Regions from separate parts of the Homo sapiens genome. Here region 2 is linked to region 1. A link is a loop called in an ENCODE intact Hi-C map of the cell type or tissue named here. Cell type or tissue: Calu3. All regions are shown on one strand.

What was found. Hi-C counts contacts between places; a loop is a spot of excess contacts. Peaks named below come from ENCODE experiments on the same cell type or tissue, not always from the same donor. Only the 100,000 strongest peaks of a DNase experiment are listed, where the experiment ranks them.
Region 2: a loop joins it to region 1, with 17 times the contacts of the local background. A loop is called at or near these places in 11 of 110 quality-filtered maps.

The regions. Positions count from the first base shown.
Region 1 is chr13:101,936,986-101,941,985 of GRCh38, forward strand. It overlaps a transcript of FGF14 not described here. Among named protein-coding and RNA genes, the nearest start is that of FGF14, 23 kb to the left of the region's middle. In Calu3, no CTCF peak of the experiment used is centred here; no DNase peak of the experiment used is centred here.
Region 2 is chr13:101,784,076-101,789,075 of GRCh38, forward strand. All of the region lies in intron 3 of FGF14 (fibroblast growth factor 14), which reads right to left. Among named protein-coding and RNA genes, the nearest start is that of FGF14, 130 kb to the right of the region's middle. In Calu3, no CTCF peak of the experiment used is centred here; a DNase peak (open chromatin) is centred at 2,016.

The DNA of each region.
Region 1 (5,000 bases):
GTGGAATGAAGACTGTATTTTATACAACTCATAATCTCTGTGAAAAATGCAAACTCCCCTTGCTAAAAAGGATGGCGCTTTAATTTGTCACAGCATCCCCAAGCCTGCCTCAGCCCTAAAGGACATTCCAGACTTGAAACCCACTGCCACTGTAGATAAAATTCTCTCTTTACATCTATGTCTTTTTATGGATTAGTGGAACTAATTGAGAATAATGAACATATCAGAATAATTCCCAGTAATCTGTGGTACTGACATGGAAGCTAATTGTTACAGGCTGAATTATGTTCCTCCCAACTCCATATGTTGAAGACCTAACCCCTAGTACCTCAGAATGTGACTGCATTTGGAGACAGGGTGATCAAGTGAAAATGAGGCTGTCAGGTGGGTCCTACTGTAATCTGACTGGTGTTCACATTAAAGGAAATCTGGACACACAGAGATCCCAGGGTTGTGCACACACAGAGATGAAACATGTGAAGATGCAGTGAGAAGGTGGCCGTGGGCAAGCCCAGGAGAGAGGCCTCAGAAGAAATCAACCTTACTGACACCTTGACCGTGGACTGCTAGCATCCAGATCTATGAGAAAATTCATTGCTGTTTTTTGTTTGTTTGTTTGTTTGTTTTTGAGAAGGAGTCTTGCTCTGTCTCCAGGCTGAAGTGCAGTGATGTGATCTCAGCTCACTGCAACCTCTGCCTCCCGGATTCAAGCGATTTGATTCTCCTGTCTCAGCCTCCCAAGGAGCTGGGACTACAGGTGCTCACCACCACGCCCAGCTATTTTTTGTATTTTTAGTAGAGACAGGGTTTCACCATGTTGGCCAGGCTGGTCTCAGTCTATCGACCTTGTGATCTGACTGCCTCAGCCTCCAAAAGTGCTGGGATTACAGGCATGAGGCACCGTGCCCAGCCCATTTCTGTTATTTAAGCCACCCAGTCTGTGGTATTTTCTTATGACAGTCCTAGAAAACTAATACATTATTTGAAAATGAACTCAACCCTTCTGTTAAAAGAAAAAAATCTGAAATCAAGAAGGCCTGCCTTCATGCACCGAATAGACAAGCAATGGCTTTATACTGGCTTCCAGACAGGGCACCACAGAGGCCAGGTCCTCATGGGGTTCTGCCAGCCACGTGCTGCCTGCATTGACATCAGTGGGGGTCGGAATGGTCAACCCATCAAGCCTTCACTTTTGATTTCACTCTCATCTTGGAGACTAAATCCACTTATGAATAAAAAGCACCATCCCCTTGCAGACAAAGATTACATTTGACCATTTGCTTCATACACAACAACAACAAAAAAAATCCATTGGCATAGAGAGGGCTGTCTGTCATGTGTATTTACCAAGAATGATTTCTCTTTTTCAAGCACTGTTAACATTAATTATGATGAACATCTGGTAGAGAATATCTTCATGAAATTAGTGTTTATAATTCTTTCCTCAGCTTTTATCTTGAGTTAATATTAGACATGAATATGGAAAGAACATTGATTTAGTTCCTAATAAAAAGGGCTACCAAAATACTACTCTGCCAAGTTTGTCCCAATAAAATCCATGCCATTGAGAAAATTTTGTTTGTAGAAAATTAGTATTTATTTTTCCCTTTTATAAATTAATGAGGATTATACAACTTATTTTTCCTTCTAAATGTATCCTCTTGGATCTCAAAGCTAAGCACATTTTTAAAATATAATTGTTATCCTCAGCCTAGATATCGGGTGTATGTCTCTCCCTCACCACTACATTTCATTTGACCTTCAGTATTTAAACCAACAAATGTACCAAACTTTGCTTTTCCCCCATAAGCTTCTTCAAATTCTTAGCTGGAATTAGGACATAGATGATAATTCAGAATTATCCTTTTTAGAAAATAAGATAACTTCATTAAGGAGAGTAGTTCTTCACTGAGGGCATTTTTGCCCTCCAGGGAACATTTGATAATATCCGAAGACATTTTTCAGTTATCATAATGGAGTGGGGATGAGCACTGATGGCCAGGGATGTGCTAAACATTGTACATCATGCAGCACATCCCTTCCCAAAACCAAGTATTAACCAGCTCAAAATGCCAATAGTGCCAAGGCTGAGGAGCCCTGGCATGGAGTGAGCAGATTGGAAACATCAGAATAATTTGGTATGGCCCTAGTCAAACATTCAGTGTTTGAGGATGGAAAAACCTATATTGATCTCTAACTTTTCCTTTGTTATACTTTCTCATTCCAGAGAAACAATTGTTCAATACAATCTGTGCGTTTCATAGATATTCTTGGTTTCCTTTGTCTGAGTATTAGTGGCAGAATTTCTTCAGCTCTCCTAAAAATACGTTTAAAGTTACTAACAGCACCATTACACAAACTCGTTTTAATGATTAGAAATAGCTTAGTAAGCCACAGGCAGCTTACTAAACAATCTCAGTCCATTTCTTACTTTATTTTTGTCTGACTTTCCATGGTCCCAAGAGTTACAGCACATCCTTTCTGTCCATTATCTCTGACAGTAAGCCTAACTCCTACCTTAAGTAAGGTTGAGTGAAGATGTTACACTTAGGCCAGGAAGCCCCAGGGTGTTGGGTTAATGCGAAATCCTAAAATGCACCACTGACCATGGTTATTAGATTTGCATCTTGAGTAACAAAGTTCTGTAAAAATCTCACCAATGTGCAGTCTTCTATCCTCTTCCTTGTTTCTAATTCACAGACTGTAAATGTCAATCTGTTTTGTATACCTGCATTATCCGTCTGAACCAGTCTCACTATCAGAAGGATTCAATATGGACATTCTTTGTATTTAATCTAGTTTATTGGAAAAAAGTTAAAGTCAAAAACCACCTCATATTAAATAAAAACGAGACAAAGAAATGGCATGCTTTAGAAAGAAATAGCATGAATGAAAGGGTCAAAAAGTGAAAGAACCATGATATACAAGAGAAGAAGGAAAAAAAGTAGTTGGAGAAAACAATAAAATTTTGCAGACGGATATATTACAACAGACAGAACAAGGTAATTCAGAGAGCTCTGGGTGGGATGCAGAATCCTTTGCTTCTCTTTTCTCCTTAACTGGCAAAATGGCCTTGGCCAAGTCACCTCTCTGGACCTGCAAAAGAGGACTTATCTTGAATGATCTGGCTTCAAGTCCTTCTAAGCAGTAAATCCCTAGTTGTATCCATGCCTTGGGTTGGCTACTGAGAAACTCAAGGATCACACACTGAAATAGGCAGGCTGTCAAATACAAGTCGAATACAGGAGAAAGTGAAGAACAGTGTTTTAAAAGGGTGATCGGGAGGTCTCCCAAAAGAGGTCACCTCTTCCTCTGGAAGTATGCAAGAGGTGGCGGTCAAGGGAGAGGAAGGGAGGCTCAAGCATTCAATAGAGCCTTAATTCTCCAGTGGGAGATGAATGAGAAAAATATCCCCTGTGCACACCTGTTCTTTCCAAGGTGAATGGGAAAGAGTACAGGCAGAGAGGGTGGCCTACTTTCCATTCTTCAAACATGAAAAGCTTGTGCTCGCCTTGAGGCTTTTGTACAAATTGCTTTTTTCTACTTGAACTACTTGATAGGGTTGACCCTGTCCTTTCATTCAGGTTTCTACTCCATATCACCTCCTCAGAAAGGCATTCCCTACCCATCCAATCTAAAGTAACTGACAATCCACAGTAACCACCTGCACTCTTTAGACCTCACCTATTTTCTCTGTCTGCTCAAGTCTTTTGTCAGCATATCTCATTTTGATTTTTGTCTTTATACATTTGATGATCAGTCTTCCTCCTCTACAGTGTAAATTCCATGAGATCAGGGGTCCCTTAGGTTTTGTTCATTGCTCTATTCCCTGCTCCCAGCACAGTAAAATTCAACAAATATTGAAAGAATTTTTTAAAAAATATTTTTCATTCATAAGCAAATTTTTCATATGCAAAATAAAATTTGCATGTGGAAAGATCTAGAAGACAGAAAATGAAAACAAAGTAAGTTAAGAACAGATAGAGTCTTTTGGGGACATCTCTAAGACTTAGAAAAAAAAACAAGTCTTGATCCTGCAGGTCAAGTGAAAACCTGAAGGGTCACAGAAGAATAAACACATGAGCTGAAAAGAGCAACATTGCGGAGCGATTTATGTTTTCAAACTACTCAGTCCTGATGTCTAGGACCTTACAGCTCCAAATCTCAAAAAATGGGATTCATCACAAAGCAAGGACACAGTGAGCAGAGATGGAGTCAACACCTTTTCACAAAATTTAACAATCATCATCGATATGCACAGCCTTCATGTGTAGTGTATGCTCCCAGCTACAGCTGTAGTTACCCAATCTCAAAGCAAGTAAACAGCAAGATTCCACACTAGCTCTTAACTGGCCAAGCTATATTTCTATAACTAGAATTGCTATTTGTGGATTTCCATAAGTTATAATAACACGATAAGACCACTTTATCCATGTATTCTAGTGACTTTTTCTTCCTATAGCAAAAAGAAAAATACATCTTTCACCATTTACAAGTACAAATTTCAAGGAGAAATTTTAAAAGGAGAGTAACAAACTGTCCTGAGTTGCAGCAAGACTCCTGAGAGTTCCATTTCCTGGGCCCTCTGCTGCCTGTTTTTGGCATTGAACCCAGGAATCTTTTCTAAAGCACACAGAAATCTTGCAAAAGAGGCCATTTCTAGTTAGGCTTTTGTCCAACTGTCTAGTTAAATAAATTAAATTCTTAGATTACAAAATGTGCTTCAAAGGTTTAACAAATTGAAATGTCCTTAAGTATTTCAAATAAATTAAGGAAGAATTCCCATTCCCATAGTCTTCTACTTTCCTCTTCCACACCTATGATGAATGTCCTGAAAAGAATAAACCCAGGTAAATTTTTGGCGAGTAATTGTTTTAAATGATGACAAAACTTAGTTGCATCATGGTAATCATTTCTTTTGCTTATTGGGTAGCATTAAGTACAAACCTTAGTTTGTAAAACTATATGTTTTACTCTCTTAATATTTTAAACCTCAACTA
Region 2 (5,000 bases), 150 kb before region 1:
GTTTTGGTTACTGTAGCCCTGCAGCAGCTTCTTGATTGATCTCTTTGTTTCCTGATTCCTCTAACTTATCCTGTACATTAGTGCCAAATTGATATTCCTTAAAGTTCTTTCAACAAGTCACTGCTCACAGTTCAAAGTTTGAACATCATAGCTTAGAAGTAGCTATCTACAATGTGGTCCCAATAGACCTTCTGATCTTAACTTCTATTATTCTTTAATATCCTCTAGTTCAGAGAAGTCTTTTAAATATGCCCTACTCATTTTTGCTGCCAGAAAATTTTCTACATTCTGATCATTTTGGGGAATATAGTTTCTTCTTCTCTCAATTTATTCAGATCCCACAAGGCTCCACTTATGACCCACCTTCATGAAGCCATTTCTGATTGGGTTGCCACATTGCTCAATTCCAGGAGAAACCATTAACATATTTGTGCTCCAGGGAGCAAATTTCTTGTTTACTTTCTAATATTACCCTTTCTTCCCTTTAGACTTTAGTCTTATGTAAAGTTTAATTGATGTCATTCTGAAGATTATTTAACCTTTTCAATGTTTGAATGGTAACATATAATGAATATAATCTTCCCATTTCCCAGCTATTTTCCCATTCTTATCTAATCTTTCTCTTGTCCCACTTGTCAATTTTACTCATGGCTTTCCAGGGTCAGCATGTGTTTATGAAACACCTGCTGTGTGTCTTGAACTGTTTAAGACAATAGACATACACTGTTGAATGAATTAGACTTGATCTTTGCTTTGGTGCAGCACTCATATCACTGCATACGCAATCTATGGGATCAAGTGTGGCAAGGGGGAAGTATCAGATGCTAAGGTGGCTTTAACAATAGGCTAGTGAGGTCATGAAAGGGGCCCCAGACATCTATTTCATGCATAGTTCTCAGGATCACTTCTAGCTTTATTTATACTGTTCCACATGAAGAGGAAACAACCAACCCCAGATCTGCTAAAATGTGTTCAGGGTCTCACATTGTCTCCTAGGTACTCTATTTGAGTAGAATGAGAAGTGCAGTCATTACATCTGCCACAAAAAAGCACATGTCTTCCAAATGTACATATAATGCATACATGGATGTGACATTGGTATATCTTTAGTTTTAATATTTTAAAAATTATATATAGATATGTAAATTATTCAAAGGCAGGGAGCATCCCTTCTGCTTTGTAAAGAATATTTGCGGTGAGGGTTAGCAACCCCAGCTGATCATGACAGACTCTATTTAAATATCCACAGTTTCAAAGCCTAGCTTCTCCCAAAGATTAAAAAAAAAAAAACCCAAACCAAAACAAAGCAAAAGCTATTAGAAAACAATATTATTTTCTATATTAATAAATAAAGAAAAACAATATTAAAGTAGATAATATAAAGTAAAACAATATTATCTAAGAGCTGGGCAACTTGATGTATGTAGGGTTTGCAGCTGTGTCATTTTAAGCCATTCTTGATATTACTAACTGGGTACTACAAGTTAAACTTTAAGTTTAAACTAAACTACATTATCTGTCTATCACCTATCTATCTATTTATCTATTAACTATTATCAATATCTATCTTTAAAGTAGGATACCTTATATATTGTAACCGTATTCTATTATCAAAGTAGCTGGCTCTATAGTATTATATGTGTTCAGAGGGTTTTTTTCCTCCTTTCATAAATCATTTTTGAGTCTTTTCTACGGGATAGAGAGAATCAAGTGTAAGGTGTATTGAAGATTAAGTTAATTTATAGTGCTTCTCTTTGCTATCAGTGTATTCTCAATGTTTTAATAACAATGCATGGACCCCACTCCCTATGTTTTAGGACATAGAGTGATCACTGCATTTTGCCCAAGTTTCATTGTCACCTGCCAGGAACTGAACTGGACATAAGATTCATCCATGTTCCTGAAGACCCTTCTCTGCCATCTGGCATGCACCCTGAGTCAGTGTCCAGGAGCTTGGCTGATAGAACCAGCCACTGGATGTCACCCTTTCTCTATAACCAACAAACAGCGCTGGCTGCTCACAACCACCACCAAAGTGCCCACTGCTGGTCTGATGTGTTGGCAGTAAGACACCAGCTCACAGATTAGACCACACCTTCAACCTCACCTCCCAGAATTCTAAGAGAACTCATCTTCACTAAGTCTGTCTGTCATCATGAACTACCTATTATGTTTTGTTTTCTCCCATTTCTCTGAGAACAGGAATTTTTACATAGGGAAAGACTTAATTATTTGCTTAGAGATTTCTGATGATTCTTGATGATGAAGAGAAAATACTTTTTGTATTAGTTTTCTAGGGCTGCCATAACAAAATACCATGGTTGGAGGGGTGGAGGACGGGGAGTTAAACAACAGAAATGTATTTCCTCACAGTCTAAAAAAGTCTAAGGTCTAAGAAAGTCTAAGGTCTACGGAAGTCTAAGTGTTGGCAAGGTTGTTCCCTCCTAAGCCTTCTCCTCTTCTTCTTGGCCATCCTCCCCTGTATCCTCACAGGTCTTCCCTCTGTACATGTCTGTGTCCTAATTTCCTCTTTGTGTAAGGACACCAATCAAATTGGATTAGGGCCCACCCTAATTACATCATTTTGATTTCATTACCTCCTTAAAAGCCTTATCTTCAAAGGCAATCATATTGGGGGTTAGGACTCCAACATACCCTCAAAAATTTGGGGGAAGGAGGCAGAATTCAACCCATAAAGCTTTTCTTTTTCCAGATCATCTGATTCTTGTGTATTCTCTTATTGTTGCTGACAATTAAACCACATAGCATTTATATAGGCTGGTGGAAGTTGGATGGTGTTGTGCCTTTTAAGAAACTTGAAAAGAACCAACTGTCTCCACACTGGATTTTCTCAACACACAAGCCAGGGAGGTCAACACTGATGACTCACATCATGTCGCTATTTAATCCTGTCCCACCTTCTAACATACAATCTGTCTTGTCTTCCCAATTCCACTTTGCTATGTATTATCTAAAATGCAGAATCCAAGGCTAATTCTGCTCTTTATTTCCAGGTGCTCATTCAAAATATATAATAAGCAATGTGAAAAAAACACTAGGCTATAATTCAGAAAATGTGACATCATCCATGTCACAATAATGTATCTTCAACACACTGTCCAAGAGTATATCATAAAGCTAAGCCAATAATACTTTCCCTGATTTCAAATAGTGTTGTAATAAAGTTAAGCTCTAATGAATGTGTTTTGAAAGCTGTAAAGTACCATCTAGCATATTGAATAGCTGTCACTGTCCATTTTTATGATTATTGTCATATGAATGAATGGATGAACCGCTGTTTTATCCTTTAAAACCAGCTAGTTTCCATTCCTATGGATCGCATAACTCTCTCCACTTACCTTTATTAGAGTGTTCCTTATACTGTATTTTAAATCTAACTTTACTGATCTGTTTTTCCACTGAGTTACAAACCCCTGGAAAAAAAGGATTGTGTCTGCAAGCAGCTCAGTTTCCTCAACGCATAACCCTACATGGTTCTCAGGAGAAACTCCCTGTGCTTTCTGATGACTGACTGCCTCTCCTCAGAGCATGTCAGCTGCATTTCTTTCTGGGTAGCAAGCATCCTGTCTTCTTTTCTGTCCTCCTACCCGGTGCCTCCAAGCCCCCACCCATCCATAGTGGTATGTAAGCATCTTTCCAGTCTCTTCTGCTGTTACCCCAGCAATGTGTGGGACTGTGCTTGGGTTTGGTGTTTCTTTTCACCTTGTTACTCATCTCTGTCCACTGAAAAGCTTAAACCACACAGAAATGCCAGGCTGTTTTCAATTACCTTTTAATTTATGTATTTATTTTGAGACAGAGTTTAGCTCTTATTGCCCAGGCTAGGGTGCAGTGGCAGGATTTCACCTCACTGCAACCTCCGCCTCCCAGGTTCAAGTGATTCTCCGGCCTCAGCCTCCCGAGTAGCTGGGATTACAGGCTTGTGGCACTACGCCCAGCTAATTTTTGTATTTTTTAGTAGAGACAGGGTTTTGCCATGTTGGTCAGGCTGGTCTCAAAGTCCTGACAGCAGGTGATCCACCTGCCTCAGCCTCCCAAAGTCTGGGATGACAGGCGTGAGCCACCACCCCTGCCCCCTGCCCCCTCCTCCACTTTTTTTTTCCTGAAATCATAGGGCAGTTCTGCTAGCATGGTATAGAGTGCAGGTACTCCAGGGCAGGGTGACCCAGTGATATGGGATAACCACCCAGCTACTTTGAGATTGTTGAAATGTCTGCTTTCTGATTTCCCTGTCCAGGCTGTCTCTGTCAGATTAGAGCAATTAAATGATAATGAGGACTGTACATAGGAAAATTAATTCTGGGGACTGTAATTAGCATCCTCCCTATGGGAAACTTATACATGTGTGTAAGCACTGAGGAAAACCCTGAAATATCTGCTAGTATAATAAAAAGAGGCAGTTTTGAGATAGAATGCTGGATTAATTTATTATGAACCGGAAGCATGTTGTTGTAAGAGAGACAAATTCGATTCCTTTAATGTGACTTCGACATTACATGCTTGCCTTCCTTGCTTACTTTGAATGTGATCAAGTTCAAAACTAGATACAAGGGGGAGGAGAGACAGGCATTTAACTGGATTTCTCAAAGTGTATTTTCTATGCAATTCTCTAGTTTGTGTTTGTGATATTAACCAGAAGAATTTTCTTTTCAGTTCTGGAAGCATCAACAGCCCTACTTGTTAGGATTTTGGATATTTCTTTGCCCTTTTTTCCCAGGATTCTTCCTGATTTAAGAGAAATCCTAATTCTTTAATGTTATTTGTGCCTTTTTTGACTATATATATATATATATATATATATATATATATATATAGAGAGAGAGAGAGAGAGAGAGAGAGAGAGAGAGAGAGACAGAGAGAGAGAGAGAGAGAGACAGAGATAGATAAATAGTCTATACTCTGTACATTTATTATAAGATTATCTTCTTTCCTTCAACAGAACGACCCATGATTTGGTTTTCCAAATCTTTCTTCAGGGA